Linked DNA regions of Homo sapiens: region 1 is linked to region 2. Evidence: chromatin loops called from intact Hi-C (ENCODE). Cell type or tissue: IMR-90. All regions are shown on one strand. Each heading gives the region's core, and the rest is flanking DNA. Links, peaks and the distances in the headings are about the cores only.

What was found. Hi-C counts contacts between places; a loop is a spot of excess contacts. Peaks named below come from ENCODE experiments on the same cell type or tissue, not always from the same donor. Only the 100,000 strongest peaks of a DNase experiment are listed, where the experiment ranks them.
Region 1: it touches region 2 in a loop (6-fold over the local background); 3 of 110 quality-filtered maps call a loop at or near these places.

What each region holds. Positions count from the first base shown.
Region 1 is chr2:173,444,347-173,453,215 of GRCh38, forward strand. LOC105373744 (a long non-coding RNA gene) reads right to left here and starts at 2,434. Exons shown (of 4, transcript XR_923586.2): 1 at 2,279-2,434; 2 at 1,746-1,852. RefSeq lists an enhancer at 6,915-6,984. In IMR-90, for the core only: a CTCF peak has its summit at 5,045 (motif pointing left); a DNase peak (open chromatin) is centred at 5,015; H3K4me3 peaks cover 186 bases; H3K27ac peaks cover 260 bases.
Region 2 is chr2:172,802,038-172,810,906 of GRCh38, forward strand. The region is part of intron 3 of RAPGEF4 (Rap guanine nucleotide exchange factor 4); the gene reads left to right. Among named protein-coding and RNA genes, the nearest start is that of RAPGEF4-AS1, 70 kb to the left of the region's middle. RefSeq lists a silencer at 1,327-1,517. In IMR-90, for the core only: a CTCF peak has its summit at 4,567 (motif pointing right); a DNase peak (open chromatin) is centred at 4,584.

The DNA of each region.
Region 1 (8,869 bases), core at 3,978-6,477, 640 kb after region 2:
ACTTGCATATACTTTGTATATATTTGCATAAAACTGCATGCTAAGATTAAGTGACTTTAATTCCATGTTTATAGAATAAAATCAAACAAATTGATACTGCAGCCAACTACAATACCCACCAGCTTCAATATCAGGAAAAATATATATAAAGTACACAGTAGACTTTTTTTTTTTTTTTTGAGACAGAGTCCAGCTCTGTCACCACGGCTGAAGTGTAGTGGCATGATCTCAGCTTACTGCAACCTCTGCCTCCAGGGTTCAAGAGATTCTCCTGCCTCAGCCTTCTGAGTAGCTGGGATTACAGGTGCCCACCACCATGCCCGGCTAATTTTTGTACTTTTAGTAGAGACGGGGTTTCAGCATGCTGACCAGGCTGGTCTCAAACTCCTGACCTCAGGTGATCCGTCCACCTCTGCCTTCCGAAATGCTGGGGTTACAGGTGTGAGCCACCGCGCCTGGCCCACAGTCGACTTTTAAATGAGCTAATTTGATTATATCACCACAAAGACCTTTGAGCAGAAAGAAAAAGAAAATCCGGCTAATTTCATACTAGTGACTCAAAATGGCGGGTTGCTAAAAATAACAGATTTCTCCAAAATGCACGCGAGAAGCTATATTTGGGCAACTGCAAGAAATGTATAGTATGGAAAGTAGGGTTAAGGTGTTTGCTCTTTTATATTGTATGCTGGAGAAGAGTGAAATCCTCACTTTTCAGTGGGCAGTTTCATCATTTAAAAAGATATGCACACAATACACTTACAGCAAATAACCATCTCCAGACAAATTCTGTTATGGCCTCTTTGCGTCCCTGTCCATGTTCAGTAGAATGGAACATTAGGTCATAATTGTGGGGGCAGCAGCTCTTTGGTTTGGCTACCACGGTGAAATGGGTGTGGCAAGGGACCTCGTTTCTGGACTTTGCAGAGTGAATTGGGGCAGTACCATGCAGACATCTCTGGTTTGCTCCTGGGTCGAAAGGCCTTGTGCGACCCTGCTCGTTGCCCCTGCTTCAAACCCCCTGTCATTTTCACAATGGGTCTAAGGGTCATGGGGATGCAGTGCTTGCCAAGAGCACTCAGTTAAGAGCAAGGAAGGGAGAATCATAACCATATCCGTTTCCGAGGAAACAAGATGCCATAACAAAGTGCCACAAACTGGGTGGCTTAGACCAGCAGAAGTCTGGATTCAAGGTGTGGGCAGAGCCTTGCTTCCTGTGAAGGTCCTGGGAAGGATCGTTCGGTCCTCTGTCCTAGCTTCTGGTAGCCCCTTGTCTTGGCAGCATGACTTCAATCTTCACATCGCCTTCTCCCAGTGTGTCTGTCTCTGTGCCCAAAATTGCCCTTTTTCCAAGCACACCTTATTGGTCATATTGGATTAGGGGCCCACCTTCCTCCAACGTGAGCTCATCTTAACTCATTCCATCAGCAATGACCTTAGATCCAAATACGACCTCATTCTCAAGTACTGTTAGTTCCCTCAATGTACGCCTTTTTGGGGACACAATTCAACCCATAGCACTCATCAAGTAGATGTCCTGTGGGTTTAACCTTCATTCTGACTTGTATGACTGCCCTGGGCTGTTTCCAGTTTCTCCAGTGGGAAAGTGCTCCCAAGGAAATTACCTTGCACAGAGGAAAGGCAGATGAAGAACTCATCTCCTAGCTGAATTTTCAACTCGATTTTCAAATCATTTTCCTTCTTGGTGAGCACAGATTGAAACAGCAATAAAGACTTTTCAAACTTACAATGTCAGTCTTGTCAACAGAGAAAGCATGCATCACTGCCCTTCCAACTTGATCATCTCAAGGAGTTTCACTGATTTCACGGCTTCTGTAATTCAATCCCCAGTCAGCTATCCAAAGGGAAATAAAGTGTTATTTTGCCTTATTGTTGACATGGCTATAGGAAACTAGAGAAATAACTGTTTGTAGAGTTATTTGGAATTAGTGGACCAGGATTAATACCTATTAGGAAACTGGCATAAAAGCAACTCGCTCAGAGAGCAGAGAAAGCCCAGCTGGTGGGTGGGAGGTCCCATGGCAACTCCTGTCCCAGGGGAGCAATTTTGCTTTTTACTTTGGTGACATCATATAAATTCAAAGTGACAAACTTCTCTTAAGGACTTTCCAAATTATTTACCCTCTATTAAGAGCTTAGCTCTCCTCTCATTACTTGTAGAAATCATTTAAAGTGATCTCAAACCAGATTTCAAACTGTTATTGAGGACTTGAAAGCTGATAAGAAAAATCACTTAAAGTTTCCAATAACTTGTTTATACCTCTTATTTCCTTATACCCTTGCACAACTGACCAAAAATAAAAAAGAAAGTGGAAAAAATGGCTACACACATCAAAAAATAATGATAATAAAAGCAAAAAGTAACCAGATTAGAGAGATTATATTAGGAAGATAAGGGCAAAAAGGACTATGAGAAAGGTGGAAGGGGTAGGGGAGCAGGAAACAGAGGTAAAAGAATGTTAGAAAACAGAGACCTATTACTGAATAAGAGATGATTCCATTTCAGAACCATAACCAAAATATGAGAAGTACTAGTCATATCTCAAGTCTTTGCTCACCATGAAGTCACTCTTTGTAAACATATCCTCAAGGGAAGAAAAGCAATCTAGTACGGCCAACCACTAATCCACAGACTCTGTAATCCAGAATATTAATCCCTAATCCAGAACACTGTGTGTGTTGGTAGTGGGGAAGGGTTATTCAACAAGGACAACCATATGGATGTATGGGAATTAAGGGTCATAATCCCAAGGAATATGTTGTACCTTCAAGGGGCTTATAGTCTGTGTCACTGAACACTGGAAAATAAGTGGCATCCAGCTAGATCCAATGTTTGCTTTTTAGTCACTGTATTCTAATCTGGAGGCCTGGGCTTCCAGTCTCTTTCAGATTGTTGGCAGAATTCTGTTCCTTGTGGCTGCAGGACTGAGGTCCTTGTTCCCTTTCTGGCTGTCAGCTTGGGGCTGTTTTCACCTCCTGGAGACTGCCCACATTCCCCACCACTTGGCTTCCTGCATCTTCAAAATTCACACATGGTGAAGTTGAATCCCCCTTGGGCTCTCAACCTGACTTGATCCTCTTTTGCAACTAGCCAGAGAAAATCCTCTACTTTTAAAGGGCTCATATAATTATGTCAGGCCCGCTGGGATAATCTTCCTATCTTAAGGTCAACTGGCTTGGGACCTTAATTACATTTGCAAAAATCCTTTCATGGCAGTGTTTGATTGAATAACTGGGAGAAGGAGTGTGTACTGCAGGCTGAGTATCTGGAAAGCTATCTTTGAATTTTGCCTACCATGGCTTCCTTCTTACATTAGTGGTACTTCTGCTGAAACAGCAACAAGCCAATTTGCTATTTGTATAGAAATGTCTCTCTAAAAAGCAGAAGGCTGCAATAACATTGCATGATGTATTTTTCAAGATGAATATAGTACTCTTAAAAATCATTGGTCTGGGTGTTGTGGCTAACAACTGTAATCCTAGGACTTTGAGAGGCCAAGGCAGGTGGATCAGTTGAGCCCAAGAGTTTGAGATCAGCCTGCGCAATATGGCAAAACTCCATCTCCGCACACACACAAAAAATTAGCTGGGCATGGTGGCGTGTGGCTGTGGCTGTAGCTCTAGTCCCAGCTACTAGGAAGGCTGAGGTGGGAGGATCACCTGAGCCTGGGAGGTTGATGCTGCCGTGAGCTGTGATCATGCCACTGCACTCTAGCCTGGGTGACAGAGTGAGACCTTGTCTCAAAAATAAAAATAAAAATAAAAAAATCGCCGTACTATTTACAAAAACAGTTCTTAATACTTTTGCATTAAAAGGGTGACTTTAGTGCTCACTTTGGCAGCACATATATTAAAATTGGAATGATACAGAGATCAGCAATTTCAGTTAAATAAGAAAAAAATTTTTTTAAAAGGCTGACTTTAAAACCAGAGTTCAGACATTAAAACCCAAGGTTCAGGGAGCTGAGAGTGGGTGATCCCTGTATAGAGGCCAGTTCTTAGTAGGAATTACATGGCTCTGTGTGGTCCCACTGTCAGGCAAGCTTCACCCAATTTGCTCACTGAAAAGACAAACTAACACGATCATTTTGGTTTTGAATCTGAATTTTGTAGCAACAACATATACTATCAAGACTCAACTTTTGCTAGCACAATAATCTTATTTTATTTTACTTTAAGTTCCGGGACACACGTGCAGAATATGCAGGTTTGCTACACAGGTAAATAGGTAGCACAATAGTCTTAGAAATAGAAACTAAAATAAGTAAATGAAATAAAAGCTCTTTACAAAATATTATGGAAAATATCGCAAATCACAAAGGCCAGAATAAAAACAACCTCTAATTATACTACCCAGAGTTAACCACTGTTAACGTTTTGGCTTTTTGTTTCAGTCTTTTTTTTCCTCTCTTCTACATAAACATGTTTATTAGTCATAGGCCAATCAGGAGACAGAAACCACACAGTAATTTGAACAGGGAAAATTTATTATAAATAATTGTTAACTATAACGTAGGCCTAACTAGGAAGGTGAAAACAATGCTCTAAACAATATCCTAGGGCTGAGGATGAAAATCGGGAGGAACCACTTTGAAGGAGGTCCTTTTCCCCACGACGGATTCAGACAGTGAGGGAAAAGAGATTCTCAGCTCCATTGAATGGTGGAGCTCTCCTGGCTGCCTGAGACAGAACTGGTGCATGGTTGCAGGGAAAAGGGGGAACATATGTCTGCAGGGCAGGTCCTCAGAGACAGCCAGGGCACAAAGAGTCATCTTGTTGGCAGGACAGATAGAGGCCCGGGGTGAGTGGTGTCTCTGTTGGGGGTCACCGGCTGGGGCTCTCTGAGAACTTGCAGAGAAACTGCATGCTCTGGGTGTGTGGCAGGGGCAGAGGCTTCTGGCAGTGGTGCGCTAGGAGCAAGTAGAAAAACAACGGCCGTCCGACGGACGTCCGGGAACCTTGGGCGGGGCTCGTGGGGTAGCTTCTTCCTCCTGCAGTGTCTCTCCTGCGCCCTCTACCGACAAGCTAAACCTCATTCTCGCTGCAAAGGAAAAAATGCTTGAAGGGTCCAGCCTATGAAAGCAAAACAGGTCATGAAAGTAGATTTGGAGGTGAGAGGCAATGTACTACTAAACTGAGATCACAACATGTATCTTATTTTGTAAACTGTTTTATTTACTTCAAAATATACTCAAAACATTTTCTCATATGATGAAAAATATTCTTCTACTATATATATATATATATGTATATTTATTTTTTTCTTTTTCTTTTTTTGAGACGGAGTCTCGCTCTGTCGCCCAGGCTGGAGTGCAGTGGCGGGATCTCGGCTCACTGCAAGCTCCGCCTGCCGGGTTGACGCCATTCTCCTGCCTCAGCCTCCCAAGTAGCTGGGACTACAGGCGTCTGCCACCACGCCCGGCTAATTTTTTTGTATTTTTTAGTAGAGACGGGGTTTCACCGTGTTAGCCAGGATGGTCTCGATCTCCTGATCTCGTGATCCGCCCACCTCGGCCTCCCAAAGTGCTGGGATTGCAGGCGTGAGCCACCGTGCCCGGCCTACAATATAATTTTTAACAGGTGTATGATAATTTATATAATGGATGACCCTAACTTTTTTAGCCAGTATTCAGTTTTGGGCCATTGAGGTTATTTCCACTTTATAGCTATTATAAACAGTGCTGTAACAAATATTCTAGTGGTGAATGCTTGCCATATTTGTATTTCCTTAGGATAAAGTCCTAGCAATGGGATTCCTGGATTGAAGAACATATATACTCTTAATATTTTTATTCATGTTCTGAGATTTCCCCGCCAAAAGACAGCAGTATATTTTAAAGCAACGAGTCTTAGTAACATCTCTACATTTTATTTTTAAAATTTGTACTAATTTTACAAGCATACTAATTAAATGAATTTCATGATGGTAATAAAATAGTCTTGGAGAAAACAATTCTCAAAACAACATTTAATAATGAATTATACCAAAGAATTATTTAAAATGATAATGAAGTGGCTATTAGTACAATACCAAAGAGAGAGAAATGAACAGAACTTACAAATGCAGACACTGATTATTCCAAAATAAATTTTAAACTGTAAACACAGAGCTTATTGTAACAGACCATTTTTTTACAGGAACAGTTAATAGTTTGCTTTAAAATAATTATCTTTTTAAAAAATCGTAGTAATTAGATTTATTCTTAACTCAGAAAAATGCAGTAGAAAAAATACTAGAAAGAAAAACAGAATGAAATGAGAAAGGAAAAGAGGGAAGGAAGGAAGGACAAGAAGACAGGAAGATTTTTCCGAAAGAGGCAGGAAGGAGAGTGTATTGAAGAAAAGAAGAAAAACTAGAAGGAAAGAAAATATGAAAGAGTATATGAATAGAGCAGAAGCAAAAAAAAAAGAAAAAAAAAAGGGAAAAGAAACATTTTAAAGCAAATTCCACCTCCAGAATGGTAATATTTAATGGGCTAACTATCAAAACATTTTTAAGTACTAAGAACACACAACTTAAGAAAGAAAGACATACTTGTAGGAAATAAGCCTTAATTGTCCAATTTGCCAGAGAAGCAGAGATGGCAGTGTTTCTGTGACACTTACGTGGTTGGCTTCTGTCATCATGGAAGTAAGTACAGAAGCACATGCATTTCCACATGGCTACAGAATCCCCAACGCTTCGGTTTGCTATAGGATGCCTCCAAATAAATGGCACAAGTATTTCCACAAAGAAGGTTTGGAGTAGACACATTGAGCATTTCCACCATGGGGTGGTAGAATTTACTTGACGGGTTAGTTATGGCAATGTGGTTTCTCAACAGGCTGCATGGGGGTCTGGCTTGCAAAGGAGCTCGCATATAAAGTGAAAGCTGCTCAGGAGAGCCAGGTCTCCCCACAGGCGTCCTGTGTTCACAGTCCTCGTAAATGTTCTCTGGAGGCCACAGATTCATTATGTCGGAAAAGGTAGAGCAACAGACAGAAAATGCTGGCAGAGGTCCAGCCCTCTGTGGGCTTCGAGTGTGGTATTGCCTAGAGTTTGTTCCTACAGGTATTTTTGCATAAAGACCTCTGTCTGAGGAAGTGAGTCTAAGACAGCAGAGCTCAGGACGGTCTTTTAGAGTATTGGGTGCCCACGACTCTTTTGAAAGAAGTCCATTGATACTCCTCTACTATTTCCCCCGATCTATTTGAGAGCCAGCAAACTGATTTGATAAAACAGTGATAGATTTGTCAGATTAAGATAGTAATTTGCTTCCATTAATTTGAGAGGCATCAGTGTCTCACAGTGAGAAGAAATATGGCCACCCTGGTGGGATACATTTAAATTCATTAAATTTTCTGGCTTTCATCTGAGACACTGAGACTTTTTCTTCTCAGCCCATAAATCCTTTCAGTTTTTACTTCAAATGGCACCAAACAAGCACTCATCAATTTATATTTTAAATTCTCCTAACAATATCCAGTTGGATAAATCTGTTTAATTAGCAGTGGGTTGATGCTTTCTTGGCCCACTCTACGTCCAGTTACCAAAATAAAAGAAAGGCATGGAAAGCTGCTGGTTGCAAAAAAACATGCCTCCTACAATGGCAGGGAACAAGAAGAGACATTCTCCCAACACATGTTAACCCAGGGAAAAAATTTGAATATATACAAAAGATGAAATTAACAATAGATGAATGGCAAATGAGAAAGCTGCCAGTGACCAGACTTTCTCAGGAGCCAACCTTTAACAATATGGATTATTTCGGATAATTCATGGTTTGCCACTCTTTATCCTTTGTCTCCTCTGTAATATCCAGGGCACATCTTAGACAGATAATTAGGGCATTATCATATTCCTTAACTAAGTCGGACAAATTGCATTGCGCTTCGTGGAAAACCAACCTAGGGCTCTGTCATTAGCATTGTCTAATTGTTCCAAATAAAGTCTTTGCTTTTTTTTATTGCATCAACTTTATTTGTCAATACTCAGGAAAGAGCGGCTGTTCCCTTTCCTGTAGGGTTTCGTGAATATGCTAGTCACTAGGTAATCTTACAGTTAATACAGGCCGCAGCATGGTAAAATGTAAGAAAATGTAAAGGTCAAAAACATGTTTCTATTATGAAAAAAATGAATGATAATGACATAATTTTTTCAGCTCATCAGGCTCTTTGCTAAGTGCTGCTGTTATTGCCAGATCAGTAGTGTATAACAAAGAAGTGCTTTCTGCAGCCTGCTTCATTAGTCTGCCCTGTAGGACCTCACCTCCAGACCTTTCACTAATCTGTTGGCGCGCTCAATAGTCTTGTTAGTTCTATTCACTTCTTCCTGACAGCGGATTTTCTCAGCTGTAGCCCTCCCAGAGGCCGTGGTTAAAGCAGCCAGGTTTGTGTCTAGTTCCTTTAAATAAAAACAGTGAGAGACAACTTTGGACATTGTCGGAACAAGTAAAAATATCGCCGCAGACTTATTTTATATTGCAGAAACTTAAATTATACAGTATGCCCAGAAGTAAACACAATTGCGTTCAGGAGACTGTGCCAATTCACACAATGAGAAGGTGCAGTAGGGAAAATGTGAAGAAAAGGATATTCGACAGTTTATGTAATTTTTGTTGTTTGTTCAAAACAGCACCGAGGTGGGAAAAAGAACATACAGACAAATTCAAAATCCTAGGGGGAAATGGAGAATGTCATTTTCCCAGACAAATTACCTGAAGTCATGAAGATTTAATACAATTGATTTTTATGTACCATTAGTGCCAATAACACACTTAATACAAAGTGTCCCAAAACATTTTGCATTGAGAGCTGCCGCCAAAATGAAATGTAGGGGAAGCTTTTAAGGTGAGATTTGAAGAGCTGCGGC
Region 2 (8,869 bases), core at 3,503-6,002:
TACACTGTGTACAAGATGGAGACAAAATGGTTAGAACTGACGGTGATGGGATGTGGAGGTGTAGAGAGAAAGGGAGGCTCCTGACTTGGGTGAAGAGGTGGACAGTGATGCTACTAATGGAAATGGGAATACATGAGGGAGACCACCTTTCCCAGATTCTGCAATAGTATTTTATGCTATACATTTATTAGGTATGTATATTAGTCCATTTTCATGCTGCTCAGAAAGACATACCTGAGACTGGGCAATTTACAAAAGAAATGAGTTTATTGGACTTATAGTTCCACATGGCTAGAGAGACCTCACAATCATGGCAGAAGGCAAGGATGAGCAAGTCACATCTTACATGGATGGCAGCAGGCAAAGAGAGCTTGTGCAGGGAAAATCCCATCTTTAAAACGGTCAGATCTTGTGAGATTCATTCACTATCAGAGAACAGTACAGGAAAGACCCACCCCCATAATTCAATTACCTTCCACCAGGTTCTTCCTGCAACACATGGGAATTGTGGGAGTTATAATTCAAGGTGAGATTTAGGTGAGGACACAGCCAAACCATATAATTCCATCCCTGGCCACTACCAAATCTCATGTCCTCACATTTCAAAACCAATCATGCCTTCCTAACAGTCTCCCAAAGTCTTAATTCATTTCAGCATCAACTCAAAAGTCCACAGTCCAATGTCTTATCTGAGACAAGGCAAGTCCCTTCTGCCTATGAGCATGTAAAATTAAAAGCAACTTAGTTATTTCCTAGATACAATGGGGGTACAGGCATTGGTTAAATACAGCCATTCCAAATGGGAGAAATTGGCCAAAACAAAGGCTACAGGCCCCATGCAAGTCTGAAATCCAGCAGGGCAGTCAAATCTTAAAGCTCCAAAATGATCTCCTTTGACTCTATGTCTCATATTCAGGTCATGCTGACGCAAGAGGTGGAAGGCGTGTTCCCATCGTCTTGGGCAGCTTGGTCCCTATGGCTTTGCAGAGTATAGCCTCCCTTCTGGTTGCTTTCATGGGCTGGCATTGAGTGTATGCAGCTTTTCCAGGTGCATGGTGCAAGCTATTGGTGGATCTACCATTCTGGTATCTGGAGGATACCAGCTGTTTTCACAGCTCCACTAGGGGTTCCCCAGTAGGGACTCTGTGTGGGGGCTCTGACCCCACATTTCCCTTCCGCACTGCCCTAGCAGACGTTCTCCATGAAAGCCCTGCAGCAAACTTCTGCCTGGACATCCATGCATTTCCATACATCCTCTGAAATCTAGGCAGAGGTTCCCAAACCTCAATTCTTGACTTCTGTACATCTGCAGGCTCAACACCACATGGAAGCTGCCAAGGCTTGGGGCTTGCACCCTCTGAAGCCATGGCCCGAGCTGTACCATGGCCCCTTTTGGTCATGGCTGGAGTGGCTAGGATGCAGGGCACCAAGTTCCTAGGCTGCACATAGCACCAGTACCCTGGGCTTGGCCCATGAAACCATTTTTTCCTCCTAGGCCTCTGGGCCTGTGATGGGAGGGGCCACCATGAAGATCTCTGACATGTCCTAGAGACATTTTCCCCATTGTCTTGGGGAGTACATTTGGCTCCCTGTTACTTATGCAAATTTCTGTAGCTGGCTTGAATTTCTTCTCAGAAAATGGGATTTTATTTTCTATCACATTGTCAGGCTGCAAATTTTCCAAACTTTTATGCTCTGCCTCCCTTATAAAACTGAATGCCTTTAACGGCACCCAAGTCACCTCTTGAATGCTTTGCTGCATAGAAATTTCTTCTGCCAGAAACCCTAAATCATCTCTCTCAAGTTCAAAGTTCCACAAATCTCTAGGGTAGGGATAAAACGCCACCAGTGTCTTTGCTAAAACATAACAAGAGCCACCTTTGCTCCAGTTCCCAACAAGTTCCTCATCTCCATCTGAGACTATCATGAGAACAGTGCAGAAAAGACCTGCCCCCATAATTCAATTTCCTTCCACCAGTTCCTCCCATGACATGTGGGAATTGTGGGAGTTACAATTCAAGATGAGATTTGGGTGGGGACACAGCCAAACTGTATCAGTATGAGTGATTTGATGGAATTTTTTCTGAAAAAAAAAATCAACCTCTTTCTTGCATATGGTGGTAGAAAGATATATCTGTATATAAATTTCAAGAATACATGGGGTGTAACTATTCTATTTGACTCAAATTCATATTGCCTTCCTGTTTCAAGTTAATATTACTTTTTCTCCCTTCTTGTCATTCCCTTATATTTTTTACTGTCTAGGTTAAAAAACACACAGCTTCTTCTGTGTAATTGGTCTAGCAAATTCTTCCTGAATTTTTTGAATACTGGGTTGAGGGTCCTACTTATTTTTCATCAGCAATATACCCAGAGCATGTAGTAGTAACTGTTCATTTACAGAGCATTTCAGGAACTTTCTTTGGTTTGAGCCTACCCTGTTTGGGAAACAGCTATGCTGTTTCTTGCTTAGTGCCTGATGCCTGAGTAGCTGTTCAGGATGACGCAGTGGTGAGCCTGGGAACGGGGAGTACCTGGCCTCCTGAGCCCATCCAGCATTCTGCCTCTGCTCTCCTGTGCTTTAGGCAGTGCGTGCAGTCATTCCCTGGGGAATCTGCAAAGCCTGCAAGGCATCTGCTCCCAAGGGCACCTGCTCACAAGCTCCTCCAGTGTCCGTAGTGGGGTGGAGAGGGGTGATGGGGATCCTTTTTTGCCCCTGGATTGCTGAAGCCTAAAATTATATATTAAAAAAAGTCATGATTCTACATTTCAGAGAAGTATTAACTACAGACATTTCGATGAGTGCTGATGTACACTTCAGGCCCTCTCTTAGGAAGGGAGGATGGAGAAAAAAGCTATCGGGCTGCAGGACTGGAATGGCTCACCTTCCAGTGTCACCCCTGGTCAGCCCACCCACCAGAATGGCCAGAAGTTGGCCATTGTAGGAGGCGTGAGTTGCAGGCTGACTGGGCCTTACCCCATGGGTCTTCTCTGGGCCCAGGAAGCATCAGATAGTGGCATGGATTCCTGCTGAGCAGGGGAACCCACTGCTTTCCCCTCTCACAGTCAGGCCCTTTCCAGGCAGGCCCCAGGACCACATGTTGCTTCTTCTCTTTGTTTTCCTCTCAGTCAAGTTTCCCTAATTCAAGGCTTCAAGAGACTGGAGGGGAGACAATGGTCCCTGGACGGGAGGGACGGTGGACTCTGTCTGCCTCTCGGAGACCCTCCCTTAGGAGCTGGGGCTGCATTGCTTTCATTTCTTTTGTTACTGCCTTGAAAACGTGTTTGTCCTAAGAATTGTAGGAAATGCATAGATTATTCTGCCCCTATTACTTTCAGGAACTTTTAAAGGCTGACAAATCCTTGTAATTATCTTTCTATAAATTATATTTATTTCACTACTCTATAAAATGAAACCTACTGCAACACTCTTACCACTATGCGTAATTATCAGAGGCATCTCTCCCAGCTTCTCAGACACCCTTCCTGCCTTAGCCATTCTTCATCTTAACCCAAGGAAAAGAGCACCAAGAAGGGGACCTGCCCACAGACCACTTCATCCTCCTAAGGTGTCCCAACCTGGCTGACATGTTCACGTAGATTTCCACTGGGAACATCCACTTGGCCTCTATCAAGGATTAATCCTTCCATTTCGCCAATAATATCTGTCCCCACCTTCAGTCTCTTGCCTGAGCCTAACCAGGACACATCCACCTCCAGATCCCCACTGCTGTACTTGTCTGCACAAGATCCTCTCCTGTCTTGGTGCCTGTGTAACTTAAAAGTTACATAGGGCTAAAAGTCAGATATTTTGCCTTCCCACTAGAATGAATAATACTATGGGTGTATTTTTTCTCAGTAATATTTTAATCGATTTAGGGTTAGAGATGAACATTGGGACAAGTTATAAGCAATAAATAACAAGCTTAAAAACAATAAATAGGATTATAAATCTCATTGTATCAGATATTATCCGGCTGTGTGTGTGTGTGTGTGTGTGTGTGTGTGTGTGTGTGTGTGTGTTTACTTCAGAGACAGAGAGAAAGGGAGAGAGAAGGTCCTGTTTTTCTCTGCAGATTTTTTAAGTGAGGGGCTTTTTTGGCATAGTAAGTATCAAAATCCTAGATATATATAAGATTTTAAATTAATCTTTACCTCTCAAAAAGTAAAAAGGCTTTTCCAGTCATAGGAAAGAAGAATTTCAAATGGCTGCTGACAGAATAAAGTTTATATTGCAAGATAGAAAATGGATGGTTTATTAATTCTTTAAAACCTTTACATCTCTATCACAGATGCCTATTGAAAGCATTAGTATTTACCCAATGCAACCCACGGTGGTTAAATTCAGAGCTCCTTTGAAATTCTATTGCCACTTAATTGGCTGTGGGTATGCACAGTTAGCTTACTTGTAAATTGGGGATAATAGCTCTTATCTTAAATGAGCTGATGTATGTAAAGCACTTAGTACAAAGCCTGGGATAGAGGCAGAGGGTCTGTGCTTTTTGAAATTACCATTTCAAGAAAAGTTGGTTGCAATGACTGCAATGCTGTTGTTTTATCACAAGAGGGCAGTGCCAGAATAGAAAACGCAGGAAATGTACTTGGGATTTGAAACAGTAGAAGTTTAACAATGTTGTTCAGCCATTTCATGGATCAGAGAATCCGGGCTACACTTGGCCTTGGTCATCACTTAATTTCATCCCCTCATCTATCACTGTGAAATTATCTGGCACATTTTAGCTCAATTTCAGAAAAAAATCTCATACTAGTTTTCTCCCTAAAGTAAAATAATATGCTTTTATTTGCCTTCTCTTTTTTCCTTCTACAGTAACAAATGTTTTTAAGCATTGCATTTTTGTTTACAAAATTTGAAGAACATGTGTGTTTCGTTGTAATGCGGATCTCTCTACCTTTGTCTGTCTTTCTCTTTGCCTCTCTGATTCTTCTATTCACTCATTTCACTCCGTTATTTTCAAACAGAGAACACTGCCATCATTGGAAACATTTTTTTTCTGAGCACATTTATTGAGCCCATAAAACGTGAAAGGTGCCAAGTCCACAGCAGTTGTTTGTAATCTCCTCCTACTTGTCTATGCTCAGGTCAGGCTATTTGTTAGGAGCTGATTGGGAGTTTATTGAGCATCCTGCATCCTGCATTTAGTTTTTTTGCCGTGTAATTCTTTGTTTGGGTGGTTGGATGCAAAACTGCGTCACAATGCTGGACAGACTGGCTCTCCACTGAAATGAGGCTGGCCTCCCTGATTCAGTTACCAGAATGCTAATGCTAGTCCATTCTCATCAAACCTTCCTGCGGCCGGCTTGCCTGATCTTGTTAAGCTTTATTGAACATGCTGATTCCAGGGATGTGTTCTAAAAGTAACAGACCTTGTCTTTGCTGTTTGTTAGAAAACACATTTGCCTGAGAAGTATTTTGCCCTCTTGATTTGGCAGGAAATGCTTCTGCAGCACATACAATCTAACATCTTGACAAATTAAGAGATTGGGTTCCATTTAATTTTATTACTTAAGATGACTTGGAGCACCCAGTAAATTCCAGCACTAAATTCAAGTTCGTGAAATAATCCCAGGTGCTGTGAAACTTAATGGCAAATATTGCCTGTAGGCCTAAAATAAAACTTATAAAAATATTTGCCTTGTTAGAATTTATGTTCACACCTGTGAATAGCCACTGCAGTCCAGCCTGGGCAACATAGCAAGACCTCATCTCTAAGAAAGAAAAAAATATGTTTCTGTCTCCACACATTTAAAGGAGCAATTATTTTTCCCTTGGTGTTAACTCAGTATATGTCCAAAACAATAAATTTGCCATGAGACAATGAACTCTTCTTGAGCCATGAATATGGAAGTGAGTTAAATGTGCATAATAAGATGATCTGATAGCCCTTGAAATTACAGTACAATTTTTAGAAAATCTAGATGTACTTACCACAGAGAATTCTTATGTCTGTTTAATTGATTGTTAGCTATTTTAAATTCCATCAGAATACCTATAACTTGTGTAAGTTGGATTTCAGCTGATGCTTATAGACATTATTTATTTGCAAGGCACAAGTGCCTTAGCTTGAATACCAGTCTTAGTTATATGACACATAACCATTGGCTTTCTTAACACCATTCCCATTTCCATACTGTTTACTATATTTACAATGAAACAAATAAAACGCCTCATATGAGAATGTCTGCTTTAAGAAAACCCAGTGTACATAACTCAGACGTACAAAGCAGATAAATTAAGAGGTGATTAGTTGCAGTACAAAAGGATTCTTTGATTTACAGCACGGTTTGTCAGAAGGGTTCCTTTGAATACGAGCTCCCCCAGAGAGCTGAAGTGTTTTGCAGATCATTCAATCCACTTGACATCCAGACTAGGGGACAGAAAAACTTGGAATTTAAGTGTTGAAAGCCATCATTAGTTGAAGATTAACAAAATGAATATAGAGATTCTCTATTATTTAAATGATAGAAAAAAACTGCTTTGCTTTTTAGAAATATGGATAACCCATACATGTTTGTGACTAAGTCAGAAATAATAATTTCCATTATTTATGGATCACCTGTTATGTGCCAGAAACTATACAGCACTATAATGGACTCTGTGTATTACTTTATTTTGATTTAATACTGCTAATGATATTACAAGTAAGATTGTGCCCATTTTACAAATGAAGATACTGAGGCTCTGGGGAGCATTTTGCCCAAAGCCCACAGGTCAGTCATTGGCAGAGATAAGTTTTGAATTAAGTCTACCAAGGCCCGTGGCTTTTCCACTCTGCTGCTTCCAGGGGATTTTCCCTGCTGAGCATTGAGTGTTCTGACCATGGGTAGCCTCCACGTGGGAGTCCTTTGCCTGATGCCCTGCCTTCCAGCATGGGCGGCTTCATCGACATCTTTATTAACTTACCTAATGCCAGCTTTTATGAATGAAGTTAACTGGACCCTGCATATCCCACTGAAAACACTGTGCCAAGACAGTGCTCATGACTTAACTTCAGCTGGTGCCTGGCTGGGTAAAGGAAAAGAACCTGGAATCTGGGGGGCATCCATGATGGAGGTGGGAAATATCTCGAGGGCATGTTCAGGCAGCACTGGGCAGGAGGGGCAGAGGAAGCAGGAAGGTGGTGTGACACAGCCCCCAGGTTAGTGTGGGGAGGGGCCAAGGCTGGTCTAACCAGGGGTAGCATGATGAGACTTGGCCTGCTGATGGGAGGGAGTCAAAAGCAGGCCCAGTGGTGGAGATGGGCAGTGGGCAGGCTGCCTAAGAAGTCTGGCCACAGAAGGACTGCCAGAGAGGAACTGGGACCCAGGAAGGGCTGTCAAGACAGGATACTGTCACTTTGAGAAGAATTAGGGTACCCAGCAGGTTATCAAGGCAGAGACTCTGAAAGACAGAAACTCAGTTTCTCCAACCAGGGTCAGAACTCAGTTATTAGAACTGGGACACAGGATCAGAGTGGGAAAAGCAGAAATGCCGATTTTATTTTATTTTTTTAGAGACAGAGTCTTGCTGTGACTCCCAGGCTGGAGTGCAATGGTGGGATCATAGCCTACTGTAACTTTGAGCTCCTGGAATTAAGGGATCCTCCTGCCTCACCCTCTTGAGTAGCTGGGACCATAGGCAAACACCAATATGCCTGGCTAATTTTTAATTTATTTTTTAGAGATGGGGGTCTCACTATGTTGCCCAGGCTGGTCTTAAATTCCTGGCTTCAAGCAAGCCCCTCACCTCCCCTCCACCAAGTGCTGGTATAACAGGAATGAGTGATTCAATTCAATTCTTAATTACCTGTTTGTGATTGTTTAAATTTCCCCTAATGAATAAGAGGATTGCCTGGGATGGATTTGATCCTCTAAGGAGGATCAAGTGGATCTCAATATTGGAATTGGAAGATTAGAAGAGGAGCAATGCCAAATGTTTTATATTTTCCTAGTGATTTTGACTTATTTGGTATTCAATAAATACACAGATTGGCTGACTGAAATAAGAATCAATATAAATTAAATTGGTACCTTAACAGATTTTCCAACTGAACCTTGGCTAAGAGGTACTTATACTTACTAGGACAATCTAAGAAGTATGTGGGTAGATCATTAGACTGACTAGTTTCTGATCTCAGCTCTTCTACTTACTAGCCATCGTCTTGGGCAAGTCACTGAATATCCTTGAGCCTGATTTGCTCAACCTATAAAATAGCAATAGTACTACTGATATTGCTGGATCATGTTAGTAAGAGTGTCTGCAATTTATTAAGCATTTGTTTTGAGTCAGGCACTATGCAAAGCAGTTTAAATACATTATCTCATTCACCTGTTGTGAGGAATAAATGAGGCATCGTCATTGAGACACTTGGCCAGTGTGTGGCCCAGTTCCCACTCACACACATGCAGATCAACATGCATGCTGCTGCACAATGGGACTAAGGATGGGTGGATAATTAAGTAAGGAGGTCTGTGTTTTAGAAGGAGGAGAAGGAGTGATCCAGTGGACTGAGAAATGAGATAGCTGGATCAGATTGGAGGAAAAAGCCAGATGGCGTGTCGGTGATATGCCAGAGGCGATTTTGTGTGTGTGTTCCCATCAGCCCTTGTTATCTAGCAGAATTGATCTCAGGTAACCCAGTATGTTTTCCTAACAGAATGAAGTCTTCCCATGTGTCACCCAAAACATACTGCCCTTACAGTGTGTCTGATGCAAGTGGTAAGTGACACTCTGGCCTCTGTCCTTATTACAGAAGTCTCTTTGGGAATGCTGGTTTGGTCCAGTACCTCCCCAGAGGTCTCAGTGCAATTTAGGACCCACGGCCATCTTGGCTCACCCACCTCCTTGTTTTCGGTTTCCCCAGAAGCAGAC